3 separate regions of the Mus musculus genome follow, and all the other regions are linked to region 1. A link is a loop called in an ENCODE intact Hi-C map of the cell type or tissue named here. Cell type or tissue: left cerebral cortex. All regions are shown on one strand.

What was found. A loop is a pair of places that touch in the nucleus more often than their neighbours do. Peaks named below come from ENCODE experiments on the same cell type or tissue, not always from the same donor. Only the 100,000 strongest peaks of a DNase experiment are listed, where the experiment ranks them.
Region 2: it touches region 1 in a loop (8-fold over the local background); 2 of 42 quality-filtered maps call a loop at or near these places.
Region 3: a loop joins it to region 1, with 12 times the contacts of the local background. A loop is called at or near these places in 3 of 42 quality-filtered maps.

The regions. Positions count from the first base shown.
Region 1 is chr6:110,534,756-110,542,755 of GRCm38, forward strand. No RefSeq gene overlaps it. Among named protein-coding and RNA genes, the nearest start is that of Gm20387, 110 kb to the right of the region's middle. In left cerebral cortex, no CTCF peak of the experiment used is centred here; DNase peaks (open chromatin) are centred at 4,125, 4,316, 4,791 and 4,892; H3K27ac peaks cover 306 bases.
Region 2 is chr6:109,148,133-109,156,132 of GRCm38, forward strand. No RefSeq gene overlaps it. Among named protein-coding and RNA genes, the nearest start is that of Gm6749, 270 kb to the left of the region's middle. In left cerebral cortex, CTCF peaks have their summits at 1,105 (motif pointing right) and 2,653 (motif pointing right); DNase peaks (open chromatin) are centred at 1,145 and 2,668; H3K4me3 peaks cover 740 bases; H3K27ac peaks cover 808 bases.
Region 3 is chr6:110,134,159-110,142,158 of GRCm38, forward strand. No RefSeq gene overlaps it. Among named protein-coding and RNA genes, the nearest start is that of Gm35467, 400 kb to the left of the region's middle. In left cerebral cortex, no CTCF peak of the experiment used is centred here; DNase peaks (open chromatin) are centred at 3,267 and 5,399.

The DNA of each region.
Region 1 (8,000 bases):
GAAATTAAATAAGTGAACTGGTTCCTTTAAGACAGAATATACACATATGCACTATTTATCTACTTACTATTCAATACAGTAGTATTTCTCTGTGCCAGTGTTTAATTTCCTTCACATCACACATAGTTATAGGCAGCTTTGGAATATAACCCATGGTTCCATTAAAAGAAGCAAACAAAAAAAGCCAAACTCCTGTCCTTGTTTTTATGTGGATACGTGTTGTCTGCCTTGTCTCTGTTGCATCTGAATACGATATTCTTAAAGCACAGGGAAAATAATCATGCATATCAATTAAATATAATTTTTTGTGGCCGGTAAATCTATGCACACCATATACAAACACAGATTGACGAGGTTTTTTTTTCCCCATTTCTCTTTGCAGGTAACCATCATTGGTTAACGATGACCGTGTATCTAATTTGTATTTTACAGGCATAAATATTGTATTGTATTGTACTGTATTGTATTGTATTATATTGTATTGACTGTGTGTTTATTTTACATTTTTGTGCAAAAATCATTTTGGGCTGAAAACAGTCTCCATTGTTGGTTCCATAAGAATTCTTCTCAAAACAGTAAACGATGTATCTACATTTCTTGTTGTAGTGTTGATTTAGCCTTTCCAATGAAGAATGTTCTTCATGACCGTTAATATAAAAATTTAACTGATCTTCATAGAGAACCTTGGGCCAATCAGTACTGAGGAATATATCTTGTTCATTCCTTTATAGGTATATATATATATTTTATTACTTAGACACTCAGTTCTTTCTCATGGATTTTACTGGATGTTATACAGTTAAAACCCTAAGCATGGTCCTTGGAAAAACACATAATTTAGATCTATGAAATTTAGGTGTATATAGCAATATCTTTCAGGCTTTCGTTATGGAGAAGAAAGAACACAATGGAGTACAGTAGGCTTCCTGAAAGACTAAAAGAATTACAAAGAAAACTCCATTGTAGGCCATATATTCATGAATGTAGTGTTTATACTTAAGAGAATAAGATAATGGAGATGGCTGTGATTTCTAGAACCTTCCATGCCTTATATCTCATCAGAAATGAAGCCATATGCATCCTTAAGAGGGTAGTAGTATATTTCCCATTGTCCAGATCAGAAAGTACATACACAATAACATTATGTGACTAACTCAGCCAATAACTGGAGTAACTAGGTCTTAGCCCAAATGCTTCTACCCCAGAGCTGATAGGCATAGCACAGATAAGCAAATGAGTCTTACCTGTTCCTTATGCATCTCTATTTGAGCCACACACAGGCTCAAATAAGTATATTCAAGTTACCACAGAAACCAGAGGGCTCAGAAATCCTTGGAACTGGAGGTATAGGCATTTGTTAGATATTCAACATAGGTGCTAAAAAATGAACTCAGATGTTTGCAAGAATGAACGGTATGTGTTCTTAGCCACTGAGTCATCTCTTTTGACCCTGTTCACTCCATCACACCTGTCTTAGGTACATTTTGAGTACATAGAGTTAGTAATTTTCTGGTAAAACTGTGTGATACATGATGTATCAAGAGTTGGTCTTATACATGGGGCCTGTTCTGTGCCATCTGCTGAAATCTATAAGAACAAACCAGTATATTCTATGTCTGTTCTGCATATCATGTGATTTGCCTTATCACATACTGGGGCAATTCGATATAACTCACTAGATGGATACTTAATCAATATAGATGGTTCTGTTAAGAACTATTTCTACTGTCTATGAATTATACAATAAGCTTAGTGTCACTGATTATGAGTGAGGACAGCTATAGCAAAAATCTAGATTCTTCATGTGAGAAAAAAATCCTATGTGTGTGTGCTGGACACCTCAATCCTAATCAGGCTGCAGCTAGATTTTTATGAACTGAACCACACAAATTTAAAATAAACTGTCTAAATTGCTCAAAGTGCAATGAACATATCAATATGACACTTGAAACAAGAAAAAAAATCTCTGAAATGAAAATTCCCAACTGGGTATGGTGGTACAAATCTGTAATACCAGAACTCAGGAGGATGAGGCTGTAAGACCATGAGTTCCAAGTTTAGCCTGGGCTACTTAAAACAATTCAAAACTAACCTTCCATTTAAAATCTAGAAACTAGTTTTCCCCTTTATCCAGAAGAGATTCGTCATTTGGCTAAATAAAATATCTCACACTATTGAGGAAGTAAAGCAGGCATTGGCTGACAGGGCTTTCGGGGGATAGAGGGATGAATACATAAAACACACAAGTTTTAAGACAGTACAAACATTCTGGAGGTACTATAAATAGCACACACACCATTTTTTATTTGTCCAAATGTAATTTTGCTCACGTGAAACTTTTCAAAAACAGTTTTTAAGACATTCAACTTTGATTTTGAAAATTGTATTTATATATTTACTTATTTTAAATTCCAGATTTTATTCCTCTCCTAGTACACCCTCCGACTATTGCACATCCACCAGACCTCTAAACTTCCTTGGACCTCCAGTATCTTGAGGTTTAGGTGTATTTTCTCTGACTAAACCCAGACTTAGCAGTCCTCTGCTGTATATGTGTTGGGGGGCTCATATCAGCTGGTGTATGCTGCCTGATTGGTGGTCCAGTGTTTGAGAGATCTTGGGGGGTCCAGGTTAATTGAGACTGCTGGTCATCCTACAGTGTCGCCCTCCTCCTCAGCTTCTTCCAGTTTTTCCTTAATTCAACTTCAGGGGTCAGCAGCTTCTGTCCATTGGTTGGGTGCAAATGTCTGCATCTGACTCTTTCAGCTGCTTGTTGGGTCTTTTGGAATGCAGTCGTGATAGGTGAGCGCTCCATAGCCTCAGTAATAGTGTCAGACCTTGCGGCCTCCCCTTGAGCTGGATCCCACTTTGGGCCACTGGAACTTCTTTTCCTCAGGCTCTTCTCCATTTCCAACCCTATAATTCTTTCAGACGGAACAATTATGGGTCTGAGTTTTGACAGTGGAATGGAAACCCCATCCCTCACTTGATGCCCTGTCTTTTTGCTGGAGGTGGGCTCTACAAGTTCCCTCTCCCCAATGTAGGGCATTTCGTCTAAGGTCTCTCCCTTTGAGTCCTGAGAGTCTCTCACTTCCCAGGCTTCTGGTACACTTTGGAGGGAACCACCAACCTCTTACCTCAGGAGGTTGCCTGTTTCCATTCTTTCTGCTGGCCCTCAGGGCTTTAGTTCTTTTCCCCACCCAATACCTACTTATGATTTGTCTAGGTTTACTTATGCCCACCCTGGCTGTATCTGTTTCCCTTGAGAGAGCCGACCTGTGCATCATTCAGTTATGACATGAGCCCATTTCTCTATTTAGATATTTTGTTTTGAATAATACCTGACATCATGCTCACCTATTGAGAAGTACAGTACCTGTCTTTAAAAGAAAAAGAGCCAGGCAGTGGTGGCACGTGCCTTTAATCCCAGCATTTGCGAGGCGGAGGTAGTCGGATTTCTGAGTTCAAAGCCAGTCTGGTCTACAGAGTGAGTTCCAGGACAGCCAGGGCTACAAAGAGAAACCCTGTCTTGAAAAACAAAAAAACAAATAAATTAATTAATTAAAATTAAAAGAAAGAAAAAGAAATTATTGTAAATGCACACACGTGAACAGTGTCCTGTACTAGTAGTCATTAATAGAAGTTACCGTTTCAGTTATTTTATAGGACTCTTAAGGCCATCTTAACTTGCAAATGATTATGTAAAAAGCCAAGGTTTTGTTGAGAAATTAACAGTAGAATGCAGTGTTTGTTAGGCATATGGTAAACAAGCATGCTCAAAACCATTCAAAGATGTTCATTGAGTAACAGATTCTGCTAGAAGCTTTCAACCAACTCTGCCTACCAAAAGCTATGCTCTGAAGGCTCTGTACTTTCCAAACTACTTCCATCCTTAAATATAACTAATTAAAAAGCAAGTAAATCTTTAACTGTCTTTACTTAGCTTTATCTTCAATGCTGTTGACACACACACACAAACCCACTTCAATATGCTCACACAAATCACATTCCATGTTTCTCATTACTGCAAACACTTCTTCAGAAACTGGATTAATCATCTTTCCTTGACACGTTTGCCAGAACTCAGAAATGGAAGGGAAGACATGCCTGAAGAGCAGCTTAGGCAAGATCTGAGTCCAAGAGTGTTCATTTCTGCTTCAAATCTTTCTGGAAACCTTTTCCATGGTTTCTGTGTTGCAAGAAATAGCTGGTAAATTTTTATCTCCACCCCCTCAAATAACACAGTTCATCTGCTTCCCTTTTTTATACAAATAGGAGAGAAGGAAGCTGTCCGTGATGATCTGTAGAGAGTAGGTGTGTGTGAGAGCTGCTATTTGAACGGTGGTGTAGGGGCTGATGTCACGATGGCTTCCCACACAACAATATGGGAAACCACATTAGCAGCAGGAATCCCAGTTGGCAGAATTGCCCATGTACCTGCTAAAAAGACAGTTATTTGAGTCAGACATCCTTAGGTCACCTTTGAGAAGTCAGTTATTATTTTTTTAAACCTTAAGTGATGCATAGTTCCTAAAATGGACTACAATATTCCAAAGTCTTTAAGAAGTACAGTGTGATAGAACAATAAAAGACTATTATACGTGTCATCACTATGGCTACATTATCACAGACATATGTCAGTCTTCCAGCAGAAATTGAAAACGTCAGGAAGTCAGAAAGGAAGGAGTCTGAAAAACAAGTAATAAATAAATTGCCACAAGTTGAGTAGAAGAAATACTTGGCAAGAAATGGTGACTTCAAGAAAGCTTAGAAGTCATTGCTGGTAGGGCTGTGCTGTCATTATAACTTCTCCTGAGAATTATGAAAGGGGGAATCATAAATTCAGGATGAGGAACTTCCTGAGACCCTTTCTCAAAAGAAACTCAAAAATTAAGTAAAATAAACAGGCCTGTGAATGTAGGTCAGTTGTAAAGTACTTACGTAGCATGTGTGAGAGTCTAAATTCAATCCTCAGCACCATACACATGCATGCATATGCTGAATACACGTGGTATGTATGCCCACCTATACATACCCATAGGAAATGCTACCCTGGATTCTGACCAGACCAAGATGACCTCTTGGCTTTTTGTGGTTGGAGTATTAAGATGAAAGTGTCTATCTGTGATAACTGATGACATATTATCAGAAGTGGCTAGACATCAGTGAGATCCTTCAATGACTTCCAGGAGTACTGCTCACTTACATGCTTTTTCCATAATATAAAAGAATATATATATACCAGTGACTTTAAAAGGTGCCCTGAGATTATCTTCCTAAGACCAGCATTCTGCTGCAAGGGGGAAAAGGGGGAATTTCTAAAATAAGTGTCATTTGACCTTTGCTATCAAGTACACGTCTACACACACTGTATATATAGACCTAGTAACATACTCTGTATAGGCATGCTACCTCCTATTGTTTGCTATATTACAACATAGAAATTGCTCTGTCAGATGTCTATCTCCTTCCTACCTTAGCATATGCTGATTGTTACTGTGGGAAAAGTTACCAGGCCATTCTGACCCAGTCAATTTATCTGGTATAAAGTTCTAATAAATCCATTTCTATATTATTTCCATGTGCTTGAATTCTGCTTGGCGGTTATTCTTTTTTAAGTTTTTCTTGGAGGTGAGCAGAGCTCATTCCTACACTAGGACTTATCCAGGTTTTAAACATAGTGATGTTCAAGTTTTGTCTTCATCAAACATCTGAGTTTAAAACAAACAAACAAATCCACTTCAAAAGATGCTCATTAAATAGAGAAGTTTGCCATTAAGTATGAGAGACTTTCTCCTTCCATACTTATATATGAGATACACTTTATATGACAGTTGTTGTCTGAATCCATTCAGATGTTGCTCCTGAGGAAATTCTGTTGATATCTTGGACTTCTATTACCCAGACTAAAAACGTTGCTCACCTAAGAGTGTGTTTCATTATCTTTAACTGAATTTCTGCAGGTTCTGTTATCAGTGTTGTTTGAAAATTGTTCCCTTCCACACTTGAAAAATAGTGTATGATTTTTTAACCATACCCTATAAATAGAATCACACTATCAATCTCTGTAAATCCATCAAGTAGCAGAAAGACCAGATCAGCCTAAATTGGTTTCATGGACTATAAATGAAAGGTTTTGCATAGACCTGAGTCCAAGCTAAGTTGTTCTCCAGAAGCCAGAAAAGATGAGAGATTCCATTTCTCTCTCTCTCTCTCTCTCTCTCTCTCTCTCTCTCTCTCTCTCTCTCTCTCTCTCTCTCTCTCTCTTCCTGTCATTCACTCAGTTTACATTGCATTGTTCTTTGTATAGACAGCTTTTCCCCACATTGCACCTCCAAAGTAGTATTTAATATGACTTTCAATCCAAAACAACACAAAAATTATAATTCTTCCTCAGTTTCATGTGTTTTGCAAATTGTATCTTATATCTCGGGTATACTAAGTTTCTGGGATAATATCCACTTATCAGTGAGTACATATCATTTGAGTTCTTTTGTGATTGTGTTACCTCACTCAGGATGATGCCCCCAATGTCCAACCATTTGCCTAGGAATTTCATAGATTCATTCTTCTTAATAGTTGAGTAGTACTCCATTGTGTAAATGTATCACATTTTTTTGTATCCATTCCTCTGTTGAGGGGCATCTGGGAACTGAAGAAGAATGAAGACCAAAGTGTGGACACGTTGACCCTTCTTAGAACTGGAAACAATCACCCATGGAAAGTGTAACAGAGACAAAGTTTGGAGCTGAGACAAAAGGATGGACCATATAGAGACTGCCATATCCAGGGATCCATCCCATAATTAGCCTCCAAACGATGACACCATTGCATACACTAGCAAGCGTTTGCTGAAAGGACCCTGATATAGCTGTCTCTTGTGAGACTAGGCCAGGACCTAGCAAACACATACGTGGATGCTCACAGTCAGCTATTGGATGGATCACAGGGCCCCCAATGGAGGAGCTAGAGAAAATATCCAAGGAGCTAAAGAGATCTGCAACCCTGCAGGTGCAACAACATTATGAACTAACCAGTACCCCGGAGCTCTTGACTCTAGCTGTATATGTATCAAAAGATAGCCTAGTTGGCCATCACTGGAAAGAGAGGCCCATTGGACACACAAAGTTTATATGCCCCAGTACAGGGGAATGCCAGGGCCAAAAAGTGGGAATGGGTGGGTAGGGGAGTAGGGGGGGAGGGCATATGGGGGACTTTTTGGCTAGCATTGGAAATGTAATTGAGGAAAATACGTAATAAAAAAGTTAAGATTTAAAAAAATTATAATTCATTTGATCATTTTGTAAATTAATAGAAATTATATTTAGTGTACATTTTAGTTAAGACCAGAAACTGAACAGAATATATAGGGTCCCCATCATTCCCTTCTAGTTATTCAGGCTGATTGTGGTACATTTGTAATGTAGATAAATGAGAATTGATGTTCATTTATTAAATAGGGGCCTGTAACTTAAACTGGTGGCCACCCTTTTTTTTTTTGTGTAGTGCATAAGATTGGAGTAATACATGGAGTCTTGGAGCTATCATTTTAATGATTGGTTTGACCACCCTAAAACTTCTATATTCTATGGATTGACCTTTCTTTCTTTACCCTGATCTTTTTGCAGCTAGAGACATTTTTGTGGGTATAGCTGTAGACACTCTAAAGAGGTTTTTATCTTTCCAAAATTTTCCCATTTGGAATCAAACTATAAGTGACATTTCCAGACTTCCTTCTTTAACATAGCAGAAAGTACTAATTGGTCCTATCCATGTCCTATAGATCAACTCTTTTGATGAAATATGCTCTCCTGCTGATGGATGAGTTTGGCTTTTTATTCACTTGTTGACAATGAGTTTGCCTCCTATAGGTTCACAAGTTGGAGCACATGGTCCTGCATTAGTAGCATATTTTGCTAGGGCAGCTGTGTTACTAATGGGTGAACTTTGAAGCTCAAAATTCTCCCACCATCTTCAATGAATGTGTTGCCTTTTTATTG
Region 2 (8,000 bases), 1.4 Mb before region 1:
ATCAACGAAATAGTAAATATTCATTATGTAAGGTTAACTGTAGGGTTGGTGGGTCTGAATCTGCTCCACTGGTGTGAACAGCCACTCGGGGAGGCAGAACCCAAGGAGTTTGACTGCACTTATCCCATGCCTCCACTGGGGCGGGTGTGGGGCTGTAGGGAAGCCCAGGGATGGGAAAGCAGAGTGTGAAGTCTGAGGTATGGGGAAGCCAGAGCTGGCTAGGAGGTCCCCGGGCTGGGGCCAGAGAAAGGGGAGCTCTAGCTAGTTCCAGCAGGGAAAGTCCTTGGCTTGATGCTGGCAGACTTAGTGGTGGTTGCGACTGGGAGTGCAGAGAGGCCTTCTACAGGAGTCTAGACTGTGGTTCTGTAGGCAAAGGCCTTCTCCATGGCTCCCCACGGCAGATCTCAATGAAAAGAGCCAGTTCATGTCATGGTGGAAAGTGAATGCTTAAAACCACACCCCAGTTCTCAGGGTGCACCTGAGATTATATACCTTTTGCAGGGAGGAATGTTTGCGAAAGAAAGCTTATTGGCTATGCCCCCCGGGCCCTCTAGACACCTCATTAACAGGGAGAACTCTGTCTTGAGTCTATGTGACCACAGGTCAAGTCTCTTTTCCTATTGTCTTGTCTGAGATGTTAGGGATGCCTCATTTATCCGTGGCAGGGCTTGGGCCATTGCCCTTGAGTGACTGATGGCCACAAATTTAAGGGAATATGTGTAGCTACTTGACAGGTGCCTGGTGCTGGGAGCAGACAAAGCTTCTACCGTTCCTTCAGGGTCTCTGGGGCTTCAAGCCTTTTGCTTGGCCTTACCAGGCTGACTCTCAGGGTCCACAGCCCTGCCATTAACTGTATATCACGATCTGCACAAGTCCTTAAAAAGTGTACCATCTACTCCCCATAACTCTATAAACTCAGAGTTATGGGTGTCTACATATCATAGATGAGAAAACGAAGACGGATGACTATGTAGCTTATCCAGGGCTCTATAGATAGCAGACAAAATAAGGTTTCTCAAACTGTCTTTTTAGATTTATTTATTCTACGGCTGTTTTGCCTGCCTGTGTGTCTGTCTGTATACCATGCACGTGCAGTATCCATGGAAGCCAGAAGAGGGAGTTGGATCGTCTGAAACTGGAGTCAGCGCTATGTAGTCCTAGGAGCTGAATCCAGTATATCTGCAAGAGCAACAAGCACTCTTAACCCACGAGTCTTCTCTAGCCATAGTTAAGATGTAACCCCCTGCCTGCTTGGCTGCCTGCTCTTAACTGAGTTTGGTGCCATCGTGGAACAGGTAGTACTTATAAAGAAGTTCTTGGTCTCTTAAAAGCCATTTCAGCTTTTTGTACTCTTGGCTATCAGTGTTAGCATTTACAATACAAAGTCAAGGGTCTAAAGTCATGCTAGAACTATCCAGCTGAGTGTATTAATACCAGAGTTCTGGTTACTCAGTGTTGTAAAGCTGGAACATAGGGGTGAGTATTGAAGCAGCCCAGGTAAGGAACCCGAGAAGCACTCAGGTCTTTAGGAGCAAAATCTAGGTATAGAAATTCCTGCACTGGGTGTGGGATTGAAGGTTGCTGCTGGCTGGCTAGTGTTCAGACTCTGGGAATTGTCTTATATCAGGTATTTAGCCCACTTAGAAATCCCACTGTGTGTGCATGCCTATGTGTTTGCATGTGCGTGTGAGTGTGTGTGTGCCTCTGTTTATGTGTTTCCATGATACTGTGTGTGCATGCATGTGTGCACATGTGTGTGTTCTTTCACAGTACCTCCAACATCTTCCAGTGAAGGTCCAACCATGTAGAGGCCAGTCAAAAATGCACCTGGAAAATTGCTGATTTCCAGCCTTGCATTGCAGAGCAGAATGAAGAAGGTAGGCCTGAGCTGAGAGGATGGGATAGTACAGGGACAAGTACCATTTCCAAGATTAGACTGAAGATTCAGTCTGGTCCACCAGGACACAGTGGAAAAATGTGTTTTGGGGTGTCCATGGGCTGCTGTCTGAGAAGTGATCAGACCTGGCCTGTGTGACTGAAGACCGATATACTTCCCCACAGCAAGCACTGTGCATCCAGATAACTCTTCTCTCTCTCTCTCTCTCTCTCTCTCTCTCTCTCTCTCTCTCTCTCTCTCTCTCTCTGTGTGTGTGTGTGTGTGTGTGCGCGCGCGCGCGCGTTCGCGTGTGTAATGATTGGCATGAATTTTGGGCCTGAGGCCAACTACAGTCTTTCAATCTCCAACAGTTGCCTTCTGTGTGATCTTAAAAAAGGAAGGCACATCCCCTTCAGGGTCACTTCCAGGAGTCACTAACGCTATTGAGACTTTTTTCCTTTTAGCCACACATCGTTTTAGTCGAAGTGTAAGAAAATCTGTCGCTGCCCCGCCACCATGTCTAATTTCCTGGGAGACTTTACTTCTCCTTGAATTACCCATTTATTCTTGTGAGAAAGCGCTTTGGGGTGGAGGAAGAGCCAGGCATCCTGTAGAGGAGAAGAGAGAGCCTGCAATTTGAAATGCTGAGTGGCAATTTCGCTTTAGCTAGGGTTGTCACCGGACTGATGAATGGTCCCCCTGTAGCATACTAGTGATGTTAAAATCTCCCTCAGGCTCCAGTCTAGCATGCGTCACCCATGTACATATAGGAACGCTAGGTGGCGCTGTGGTGTCAAAGGATCGAAGGAGAGGGAGAACCTTGTGGAAGAGAGAATTTATGGAAAAAGCAGGGGACTGGCAAAAAGCAAGGGGCTTGCAGAAGCAGGGGAAAATGAATGTGCATTCTCATTCAATGCCCTTCCAGTTCAGGTGAACATTTCCCCTTTTAGATCTGGGCATGCATAGGAAATCTAATTACGGATGCGAACTACATTTGATGCTTTCAAATCAAATCGTGCCATGTATTAGAGGCATCCAGCTGACTGCGGGTGCCAGCGCATCCTAGCAGTAGAAACCTGGCTTCTCTCCTCTCTCTGTTTTTGTCTCACTTTTCTTTTTTCCCTCTCCACCTTTCCCACGCTCTTTCATCTTAATTGCGCCGCTTCCCTCTCTCTAACATCCATCCAGTTTGGTTTAGTAATTTTGGAATCCGTTCACTGATATTGTAGAGTTCTGTTTCCTCCAGTAATATCTTGAGAAAGAGGGTGGTAAAATAACATCCTTTATTCCACAGGCATTATATGAACAGTAACTGAGTACCTACTGGGTGCTGGGAGCCAAACTAGACACTTTCACATTCATTTATCTCAGTGGAACTTATGTTCTGCGGGATTCGGCCTATGTCACTAGTAAGACAGAAATCAGAGCATTAAGAAGTACCTGTTGTCCTACATGTCTTCATTGCTGCTTCGGAGACTGAACATTGCTGCATTATCCCTGGAGTTTACATGGTTTCCTCTGATGTTTCTGTGGTTTCTGGAGTCTCTCTCTCTCTCTCTCTCTCTCTCTCTCTCTCTCTCTCTCTCTCTCTTTCTCTTTCGTTGGATAGCTTCTTTATTTACACTTCAAATGTTTCCTGGTTTCCCCGCCTCCTGGAAACTGCATATCCCATTCTCTCCCCCACACCCCGCTTCTATGAAGGTGTTACTCCACCCCCATAACCACTCCCACCTTCCCACCTCCCCACCCCAGATTCCCCTACACTGGGGCATCTATTGAGTCTTCATAGGACCAAGGACCTCTCTTCCCATTGATGCATGACAAGGCCATCCTCTGCTACATATGCAGCTGGAGCCATGTGTACTCCTTGGTTGATGGTTTATTCCCTGGGAGCTCTGGGGACGGGGCTGGTTGGTTGATATTGCTGTTCTTCCTATGGGGTTACAAACCCCTTCAGATCTAGAGTCCTATCTCTAACTCCTCTATTGGGGACCCCACACTTCGAGCACCTGCCTCTGTATTTGTAAGACTCTGGAAGGGCCTATCAGGAGACAGCTGTATCAGGCTCCTGTCAGCATACAGTTCTTGACATCCACAATAGTGTCTGGGTTTGAAGACTGTATATGGGATGAATCCCCACATGGGACAGTCTTTGGATGGCCTTTCCTTCAGTCTCTGCTCCATACTTTATCTCCATATTTGCTCCTGTGAGTATTTTGTTCTCCTTCTAAGAAGGACCAAAGCACCTACACTTTGGTCTTCCTTCTTCTTGAGCTTCATGTGGTCTGTGAATTGTACCTTGGGTGTTTGGAGCTTTTGGGCTAATATCCACTTAACAGTGAGTACACAGGAGTCAGGCTTTCCTGAGATCCGGGTTCTCCCACTTCCAGTCCTGTGATAGCTCCTCAGCTCCTCAGCATTGCATTATTCTTATGTGAGAAAATGGGGGCAGCTATTCTTACCTCACAGTGTTATCTTGAAAAGTAAACGAGAATGTGGATGTCAACATTGAGAATGACAACTGGCACACAGCAAGCCCAGGAAATGTGAGCTTCCGTCATCGTCCTCCTGATCTTCCAACCGTCAAAGAGAAAAACAACTACTCCCTTTCGCAGATGTGGAATAGTAGTTTGCATACTTCCCTTGCCCCCAGATAGGTCTCTGAGGAGTGTGCCGGGTTGAGAGGGAGCGCTTCATTCTCACTAACAGTTATCAGGAAGGATTTCATGGCAGAGCCCACGTGAGTACTTGGATGCTTCAGGAAATCAGAAGAGACTTCTGAGGTCAAGAGGATCATGTACTCTGAAGTGAATCAGATGAAACCTGCATCCTTGCTCTTGTTGATTTCACACATGCATATTTTTAAAACCACTTTAGTGGGCCTACGTAAGCCATGGTTATTTGGGGGAGGGACATAGGGCCATTTGGAGCTCTACTTTGAGATCTCTTGCAGGCTGTGGATTCTCTGTCAGATACCATAAGACAATTTAAAGAGCTTAGCAGGTGCTCTGGATGCTCTGTGTAGATCTAATTACCTTGCGGGGCTCTCCTTCTCCCCTATCCCAGCTGCTGTGGGTGCTGGTGCCAATGGCTTATAACTAGTCCTTCTTTCCTGATTGTCCTTGTCCTATGGCAGTGCCCTCCATTCACAAACACAGGAATTGTCACCGGCCATGACTGACAACTGCAGAGTAACCCTCTCCAGTTCTTCATGGTCCAAGTTATGCTATACTTTACACTTTTTGAGCACTTCTTGGCTTTAGACAGAGAGTAACCTAGGATGTATTTGAATCTTTCCCCTGGACTGCAGACTCTCCCTCTTATCTCTGAGAATATTTGATATTGCATAAAATACTTGCACAAGAATCCCCATCTCAGATGCTGCTGCAGAGGACCAGATCTGATAGAGGGGGACATAGATGACGCAAGATACATAAAATAGGCCACAGAACACAAGCGTGAGGACAAGGGAGGATGGGCAGCTCTTCCATTCCCTCTGTCTCTGCTTTCTCCTCGCACTGTTAGCTGGTGGCACTCCAGTTAGTTCCATATGTTTGGTATCTGTTTTAGAAGGATCTCACTGGTAGGGAAGGGTGTATCCAGTCACCTTGGGGTAATCTGATTTCACAACAACGTCTTTTCTCTTGTGCTCTAGGAAGGTTTCTACACAGAGATGATGCTTACTTACTTACTCAGGCTGCTGAGGAGGTGTGATTAGCTCACTAGGGCTGCGAGGCCCAAATTCTAGCAAGCAGTTTCTTAAGAATGGGCTAGGTAGATAAGAAAGCGCACAACCACGTTTTGGTGTTTACTTTAGCAGCCCATAGCCTATTTTAATTATTCTGAAATAATTATCTCTGGCACACAGCTGGGCTTGTCTTCCTGTGACTCGTGAGTCTTTCCGGCACACATGAATACATCAAGAAGGCTGAAAGGAAGGGCTGGAGCCAAATGACACATAAAGAGGCTCAAAGGGAGAGGCTCAGTAAATGACAAACGTTGGGCCTTTGAGGCCATTGAGGACATTGATTAGAGACATTATGTCTTTTTGTCAGACCCAAACAGTTCCAGCTATGGAGATGAGAAATGAATGAGCCTCAAGGATGCCTGGGAGTGAGAGCCGTCAGTGCCAGGTGAAGGTCTGTTAACGGGAAAGGCACAGTCGTCCAGGATGCTCCTTATAGACTTGTGGTCAAGAGCAAAGGTTTAGATAAAGGCAAATAAATTGGAATCTGTATTCTGTCTCTTTTTTTTTCCAGTTCCTGAGACAAAAGCATTTTACCTTTCAAAGTATCAAAGACACATGAATTGGAATCTATATTCTGTCCCTGTTTTTTCCAGTTCCTCTGAGAAAAGCGTTTTATCTTTCAGAGTACCAATGTCCTTATGTGCATTATAAAATTAGAGAATGTCTTCCTGGTGTTGTATTATCTTCTTCCCAAGTGTATACTGAAGTTTTGGCACAGGGCAATCTTTGCCCATACATCTCCTTTGTTAGACATTACTAATCAATCACAACCTCTTCTATAGTTGAGTCTTAATTAGAATCCTATCCCCTGACAGTGGTGTTCCATGAAATCATACACACACACACACACACACACACACACACACACACACATATATATATACACATATATATATGAGACACGCATATATGTGACACTAAATGGAGTGAGCATGGTGTATTTGTATATGTATGCATTTGTATACATGTAATAATAATAATTAAAGAAAAAGAGGCCATTATTTTGAGAGGGAACAATGAGGTCATGGGACAGAGAAGAGGGAAGAAATAGAAGGGGTAAATAATGTATATTTTAAGTTAAAACATACAGAATGATGTTCCATATATCATTAAGGATTGGATTATTTTAGGTAACACTGCTTACTCAATGCTCTGCAGACAGTTACAATTGTAGTCTGTAAAGCTGGAACTACTTTTGATAGGGATGATAGAAGCCGTGATACACCCCCCACCCATCTCAAGGTGCATGATGAATAAGTTAGTTAGTTGTGCAATTATGAGGGACAGGAAGATCCACCATCTGCTATGCTGTAAGCCAACAGTGAGCACGAGTATGCTCATCAGTGATATTCTCACTCTGTCTGTCTGATTATTTCACCAGGCCTAACCCTAACATATGAATATCTATATGGATATATTTATTCCATGATCATGCTCTAATGAATGTATTTATATATTTTCAAATCTTATGCCTTCTTGTTAAAATATTGCTCTTATGACTTGATCTATTCCTCTGCTTGGACTCTAATTTCGGTCAATTACATTTGCTGAATATCTGTTCTATGTTAGGTGTTAGTTTCTGTCTCTTTAGAGTTAATAACATGGTAGAGATGAGCAGATATGATCTTATTATTATTAATTATGGTACACATAACATGATATTGCTAAGTTGCTAACTATATACATAATATAATATTGTGATATTACTAATTCTGTTATGCCTCCACAAACTTTAATCCAGATATATACACTGATTTATAGAGACAGAGGCTGTATGTTGAGCTGAGCCTATAAGGAGGAGAAGGACTCTTTCAGTGGAAAATCATTTATAGTTTGTGTGGAGGCATGGGCTTGTATAGGGGCATGGCTTGCTTGAGGTTAGGGTGTTCAGAAAAAGTGAGTGCTTTGATACTTAATTTTACATACATATTGTCTTGACTGGGTTATAGAATTTCCAGGTTCATTGGTGTGTGTGTGTGTGTGTGTGTGTTTGTTTGTGTGTGTGTGTGTGTGTGTGTGTGTGTGTGTGTGTGTGTGTGTGCTTGACAGAGAGAGAGGTGGGGGAGGAGAGAGATTATGTTTGACTTTAGCATTTTAACCAGCTCTGTCAGTAGAGTAGATTGTCCTCCCAGGTGAGTAGGTTTTACCTAATCTATTGAAGGCCCAGATGGGCATAATGAAAGCTGGTGAAAGGGGCCATGCATCTCCTTTCATTCTTACGGATGAGACAGCCCATCTCCTTTTACCCAGACACTGGAATTTGTACTATTATGCCTCTTGACCTAAGCTGAATTACACCACTGATTTTCAGAGTAGCAGATGGGTTTCTCCTCCTTCATAATTGCATATGTCATTTATTTATAATAAATCTTAAGG
Region 3 (8,000 bases), 400 kb before region 1:
AAACCCTGTCTCGAAAAAGAAAAAAAAAAAAATAGGACACTTCCACAGATAAGAGAGAAAGTGACATTCCTTTTCCAGAGGTAAAGAGCCAATAGGAAGATAACATGAGATTTATTATGAAAGCTTACCATATTGTTATAAAGGCAGAGAAAACATACAACCTGCCATCTGTAAGCAGAAGTAGGAAAAATTATCATGGAATCCTCCTGAATGACTCTGAAAGACTAAATCAAAGTCAAACAAGTTGGCCAATTTCTAAACCCAGTTGAAGGCCTATGACTTATGTGTCTATGAAGGCTCTGATTTGTGTGGTCATGAGAGGAAAGAGGTGCATGTCTCTCCTTTATTTTTGTTATATTTAAACCTCCAATAGGTAGTTCTACAAGGTATCAGACCATGGGCTACTCTATTGAAGTTGTCACATAAAATCAAGCATTGAAGAATAATTGATAGTAACTAAATAACAGTAGTATCCTGTCCCGCGGGATTCAGTTATTCGTGGGTGCGAGGGGCACCGCAAACCTGGAAGGAGATGGGAGCAAAAGAAAGAGGAATAGGAGACCAGGAAGGATACTTATGGAGGTCTTGTTTATGGTGCTGAGGTGCCTTCTTTTTAAAGAATACATAGCAGGGAATATGGGAGGGGTCGAGGGAGAATTATACAAAGAACAAAGAAATGGGCAATTGCTGACATGGGGGGCTGAAGTCAGGCGCCAAGCAGCAGGTACTTTGCATCTTATCTCCGGAATATTGATCCTCCTTCACAGCCTTGGGTATCAAGCTGGGCTCAGGCGCAGCTCATGTCCTTGGATGTCATGGGAAGAGATAGGGAAGAGGGGACTGTTATTCAAATTTTACAGCCTTAGGTGTTAGGAACGGAATAAGGAGGAAGGAGGTGGCAACCAGCTCTTAGCACAAGGTCCTTTGGCCTGTTAGGGAGATTGTGAAGGGCTCACTTTCTCACGGGATGGTCTCTGACACAGGAGAATTACAAGTGCTCATTCTTGTTAGCCAAATGTAAATCCCCATTAAGAAAATTATGTTATTAATGAGATAAGATGTCAAAAGCCAATTTCCAGATGTGTGCTATGGTGTAATTGTCATTGCTTTGTAAAAGAGATGTTGAGCACTGAATGTCTTATGCAAGACCTGGTTTGACTTGTATGGCAAGGAGTAGAAAATACACCCAAGGTCAAATTAAGCCCCACCTATGGCTTTCAGGATTGAAAAGAAGTTCAGGATGTCTTCTTGCCTAAGAGTATCATGATTCTACTGATACCTGAAGCCAGTGAACAAACAAATTGCTCACCTGGAGATCCCAAAGCTATATCTATATTTGTATTGTTTCTTCATATCAGAAATATTTCTAGGATTGTGGTAACAATTCTAGAGATTTCCTTTCTTTACCTGAATCTGATAAGATGCATGCTTCAAGAACAACCTCTATTCTGTTGCAAAAGTGTAAGACTTCATGTTTAACTTCAATGCACCTTCATCAACTACTCTAAATCTGCTGTGTTCTTAAAGTCTAGCCAAGAATCTTGAATGGGATCATGTCTATCTATTCTCTTGGTACTCTTCTAAAAACCTTCCACAAACCATTTCATTACATCCAGGAAATAGTTCTATGGCACTTCCTAACTCAGTGGTTTGTAAGCAAGCACAGACAAGGACATTTGTAAGAGCCGAAAAGCAATTCTGGGAAGTAGAAGATTCAGAATTCTCTTAAAGTCAATATTGAAAGAGCATTCCCATAGAGCCTGACAGCCTTGACTATTATTCCTGGTGTATCTAACAAAGACAAAGATTTTTGTGGAGAGTCTACTTCCTTCAACAACGTGATTTTCAGCCCTCAGAGCCCACTGAATCCCTGCTTGGTCTTTTATGTCTTTACAGATTCCCTACTTTTCGTACAAAGTTAATTTATTTTCTGGGTTTTTTTTCCTTATTTGTTTTCAATATTTGTTTCTGTTTTGATCCCTAATACCACTATCAGTTTACACTCTACTATGCACAGAAACAAATTATTTTTCCTCCTACCACATTGATAAAGTATAATTTCATTTAACAATATGCTATTTTGACTTTAATAAGCATTCCCAAGAAGTCCTGTCTTACAGAGTTAGTCACCAGTCCATGGTACCAGTAAATGGTGGATCGGGCCTAGAATGAGGACATTTGCTAGAAGACAATGATCTCAAGAGTGAGGACACTTGTTAATGAACCTTGCCTCTTCTAAGGTGATGCCAGACAAATATTCTATATAATTTATTTAGACTTAATATAGGAAGGTAATGGTCTTAGGAAGTCTGCAAGTTATAACTCAATGGCATTTTCCTTAAGAAGTCAAACTGAAATGACATTTCCCATTAGAGTGTTTTGTAATAGTATATTCAATATTTAAAACTATATTTTTCCAAATCTTTTAAGTTATCAAGAAGTTAAATGCACATCTATTATCTGTTTTTATTTAATTAGATATCAGATTATAGAGCGTGGAAATTCCCTTAGCTATCCCCAGCACATAAAATATTGACATAAGATAAATTAAGAATACAATATGTATGCACTTGTTTTAAGATACCAAATTACACACATAAATTTCCTTATGATAATCTATTGCCTGTAGTGTTCTTAATGTGATTGTGTAAAATAACATAAAATGGTTTAAAACAATATAAAGGTTGTGCATTTATTTTATTTTAGTGGGGTTTTCTCAGAGTACATTCAGTGTTCTTAAGAATAGTAATATTGGAAATGTTTATTCTGACAACTGGAAAAATATTTCTAACGTTTCCTAGAAAAAATGAATATTACCTAATGGAACCATTTTTTTTTCTATTTAACACTTGCCACCCTTCAAAGAAAATAAAACTCTGAATATAAAGAACACATTAAAGCAATAAGTTATTATGCCTGGCTGTCAGGCTTATTAATGCTTAATTCAAATCAACTTCCAGGAACAACTGAAGAAAGCAATGGAGACGAAAAAAAAAAAAAAAATCCATGAGTGGTGGTTGAAAGAAAACAGAAGGTGTAATCAAGGCTTCATTCTTTCCTAATCTATACCAAACTCTGTGCAGTGCCGGGTTTGGCTTTGTTACACAGTGCCTTAATTCACAACTTCTGACATAATTCATTATCTTCTTTCAAAGGAAAAGTCTTTTAGTTCTGTGCTTTACCAAAGCATTATGTGGGCAGAGCTTAAAGAGATGCAGCTGGGCTGGAGAGCTTCGATGTCTGGGGAAACTGTTCTCACCCACGCCTGTCTCCTATGCACAGACACAGCCTCAGCCTCTGTGCCTGTGTACAGATAATGATAACAATGACAACGTCACTGTACTGGAGTCGTGAGTTAGCAAATTAAGGCACATGCCTCCCATCACTCCCTGCAAACAGAACATAATTCTTCTTTGATTCAGACTTTTAGAAAACTCAAACAAATGAAGCCTAACCACATACTGGAGGTCGGTGCCCATTTGTTGTGTGTGGCTTGCTTCTCCTGAATTCATGCTTTGTTAAGAAACATTATTTCCTCCCACTCTTAAAGCTTAACATTTCCAAAACTGGGACAACTGCCTCCTGGTTGTACATTTTTCAGCTTTTGATGACATGGAATAGGGGAGGTAAAATATACCTGCCATAACTCTCTAGTGGCAACTGAAGAATTACCCAAGACCTTCACCAGGCTGAGTTTCTCCATTTGTGCCTCTGAGTTTAGGACTAGAAAATTTACACTATTGAATCTATTAGTCACACATATATGTCACCAAACACAAAAGGGAAGAAACATTTACTCTGAGGTACAAAGGGACTTAGAGTCAAGTCTTAATCATTCATTAAGTGTCATACTCTGTCTCAGTATTCATCAGTATACCAGAATTATGTCTGACTTAGAGACTTTACATGAAATCTAAATCATATAACTCAGAGAAGAATAAAATACTTCCTTGCCTAATTGATATAGGTTCTATAACAATTAATGAGTAATTATTACATAGAGCTTTATTAATGGCTGACAAAATTCATTCAGAATGAAACACAATGACAAAGTACTTTGGTAATGTTAAGCATGGAATCACTCTCCTAATTTGAACCCACTATTGCCTAAATATTTTTTACTGTAGATATTTTGGAAGCTTGCCTTTACTAGAGAAGAGGGCATAGAGAAACAAGATGCTTGCTGCTCTAAGTGAGCTATATAAGGTATTGAGACATGTTAGTGGAATATTACTGCTTATTCCAAGTGACAATCGATACATAAAGAGTGTTTATTGTCTGCATTGATACACACTTTGTTTTCAGATACAGAAGATTAATGTGGCCTAAATTGCAACAATGATTTCCATATCTCACTATATAATCATTTCTTCTAATGTGTTAAATCAGAGTTTTAAAGCCGCCACTAAGTGATATTGTGGTGCATTTAACATTGCATCCTTTTTTTTTTCCTTGAATTGATTTATAAGTCTGTTAACTTATTAAGCCATTTACACTAAAATTTTGAAAAATCTCAATCATTTAAAATAAACATGACATTAAATAGTAAGAATTAATAACACTCTCCATTGTGGCAAAGCTGTCTGCTCCTTGTCTGGCTGCCTGACTCCTTATGGAATTAAGAACAGGATGACTTGAGACTACACCTCTAGAATAGCTAAAGCTATTTCTGGAAAGAGAAGCCCTCTCCATTATTGAACTTTGACTATTTGGTACTTTTAGATTAATTATTGTTGTGAATGGAGTTGGCATCAAGGAAACCATGAAAATTAAGGACTGCGTAGATACAGGCTCCTTGTATATTCAGGCCACTAAGCCATAATCAAACCACAGTTAAGGGAATCTAGATATTTATTTTGGTATCCTAATAATACAAGCCAGTAGTGAGTGGGTTTTCACTGGGGACTGGGAGTTCCAGTTTCTATTACCTTATTTAACTGAAGCATTGAAACTCCTTCAGGTCACATGACTATGGTCAGCACTATACCAATGGATGGTGCACCAAATTTTCCCTTTCTTTATATAATGAGCTCATCTCAACCAATGTTTGTGAAGAACTTTTCTACACAGTTGTGTATCCCTTACTAAAATGTTGCAAATTCCAGGTGCTCTTGGATTTTGTAATATCAGCATACCCATCATGTAAAACCTCTTTTAGCCAGATGAAATTGATTTTCTGCTATCTTTACTGGGAGGACTCTGCTCCTTGCAGACTTCTGGAAAAAGTTCTTTAGTCTGTTTACCTCTCCAAGGGGCAACACACTACATGAGAGCTCACATCTAAAAACATGAGCAGTGACAGAACACAAATGAGTGGGTAAGTTAGATGTCACAGCCACTTACAATCTAATCTCCAAGTGACATCCTGTCATGAACATGAGTCACTGGATACACTTCCACAGAAGCATGAGTAACCGGAATTGAGAAACACTAAGGACTCTGTCAGGAATTGGCTTAAAACAGAAAGCAAGTCCTGCTTTGGCTCTTTGAGAGACTGGGAAAAAAAAGGATATCTGGGATTCAACTGAAAACATACTGGGTATGGCCAGAACAATATTAGAGCGGTGCAGCCACTGCAGATTGAATGAAGAACCCATCCCTGGCATCACTTACCTTCAAGGGCCTGTTCAGGTTTGCAGCATCATAACCCATTGTCTTCTGGGTGACTGAAGCACAGAATCAAAAGGCTGCACTTCAACCTCTGTTCTGTGGACTCACAGGGAGAGAGCCATACTTGGTTATCATCAATATTACTATAAAACCTTCCAATTCTGAAAAATAAAATGTTAATTCTCTTTAAATAGGTATACAATTAGTGAATAAATTAGATAAAATACAGGGTCAGGAAAGAAAAGTTAGTAACTTTACAAAATTTTCTCAAATTTCAGTAGCTTATGAAGTCCAGTGTCCATGCAAGTTTAGTTAAGAATAGCTGAGAAATAGATGCGCTCACACAATCATATACTATCTTATGTTACTATATTAATGACTGATCTAGAATTGAATTATGGGGTTGAAACTTAGGGGTGTAATAAAGGACCTTAAAATACTGAGAGTGACACATTGAGATCAGACAGCTCTTTGTTTTGATAAAATATATTGGAAAGGGTATAGATACATATAGGTATGTGAAAAGTGACAAAGGCATGATTATTAGGAAAAATAATAGAAAAAATTTAAGAAAATCCAAGAAAATCTTTAAATGGAAACTGCTCAGGGCAGTGGTAAGATTTGAATGATTTGTCTGCAGTCTGTGTGGTTGAAGCCCGGTCTTTGGTGTAGAGGTATTGATGATATAGGAACATTAAGAGTGAAACAGCTTAGCTGGAAAAATTAAGCCTTTGTAGGTAGTGATGTTTAAAGGGATTAAAGCTTCTCTTCTAACATCAGATCTTTCAAGTACAAGTTGTCATCAAAGAGGGAACCAGTTCCTCCATAGTCTCTGCCTTGTCATCTCACTGTGAGATCCTCCCTTCTTCCTTGTATCCCTGTCACGATGTCTTTGATGAAGGTAAAATGCAGATGGGAGGACCCTCATCAAAGGCTGTGCAGTGAAACTACACAACCTTACCTTGGAGTTTCATTATCCAGAATGGTTAGGAAATAAACTCTTTTTAAATGATTATTATTGGTAAAACCACAGATTTAAATATTTAGTTAGCAACAGAAAATGTAATTATGCATTAACCTATTAAAATGATTTTGTTATAAGTACATATGTTACCCGTTCTGCCACCTATTTATGTAGTTGTCTATATTCTGTTTGTTATTTATCATCTTTCTTCATGGTAAAGGAAAATGTGAAATGTAAAAGGCTTTAGGAAAAAAGAAAGTGAAGATGTGAACATGATATTGGGAGGACTCCTCACTCTTATCTTTCTTCTGCTCTTCCTTCCCTGTTTTACTTTCCTTGGCAGTGTTTCCCATCCTCACAGTCTTGTAACTCTGTTGGATGTACAGCTCAGTAGCTCTCCTTCACCCCCTTCTGTAGTGGGAGGTTGTGACCCCTCCACCAAGAGGAAGCCACAGGGATTGTGAGATTGCCTAGGAACAGGGAGCTGAACAGATATTCTCATGTTGTAATAGACACTATTCCCCTTAATTGGTACTGTATCAGAAACAATTCATGGCTTTTCTTCTTTGTCCTTTCAATGCCTGCTTGTGTAAATGCACCATTTTTTACAAGAACAATAATTTTTCAAGCAGTTTTGTCCATTTATAAATAATAGTGAGAGGACCACACAACTTTAGCATAAATAGAGGTAATGCATTTGGAAAGTTTATTTATAATTATGGAAATAGAGTGCCTCAAAACATGCATGGATTCTTTGCTTTCATGCACAAAAAATATTTTATTTCTTAAAGAAATAGTACATATAGACTCCCACTGAAGATTCACTTAATATCCTGTCTCATGCTGAGTATAATGCTAGTCTCTGTGTATCTTTCTGAGGCAACAGTGACATATTTGATGTTTTTATCCATGTTTGCACCAAGAAGAGGAACAAATTAAAATTCAGAGGTGCTTTTACCTGCCTGATTGTTAAGCTACAACCTCACAATAATATAAAAGGCAGATGGTTAAGTATGACACAACAAGGGGACTCATCTGTTTGAACACACACAGAGAACCAATTACTTGGAGCATTGTTCTGCCAGAAACTAGATTTAATACTACAGGAGATCGCATATTTATTATTTCCTAAGGATAATCCACAGAACATATTCTATAAGATGTTCAATATAAATATTTATTTATAATGTATTTTTTTAAATTGAGAAATATATATTCCTTCATATAATAAAAGATGCTTTTAGATATAATAATGCTACCAACTTGATAGGGCAATGTTGCTTTTCAGTCTGTCTTTTTTTTTTTTTTTTTTTTTGTATGTAAGTTGCTGTTATCATTGTTCAGTTGTTTAGACATTTGTTGATTTTGAAATAGACTCTTGTACTTAGCCCTGACTGACTTTAGTCTCATTTCGTAGCCCAAGTTG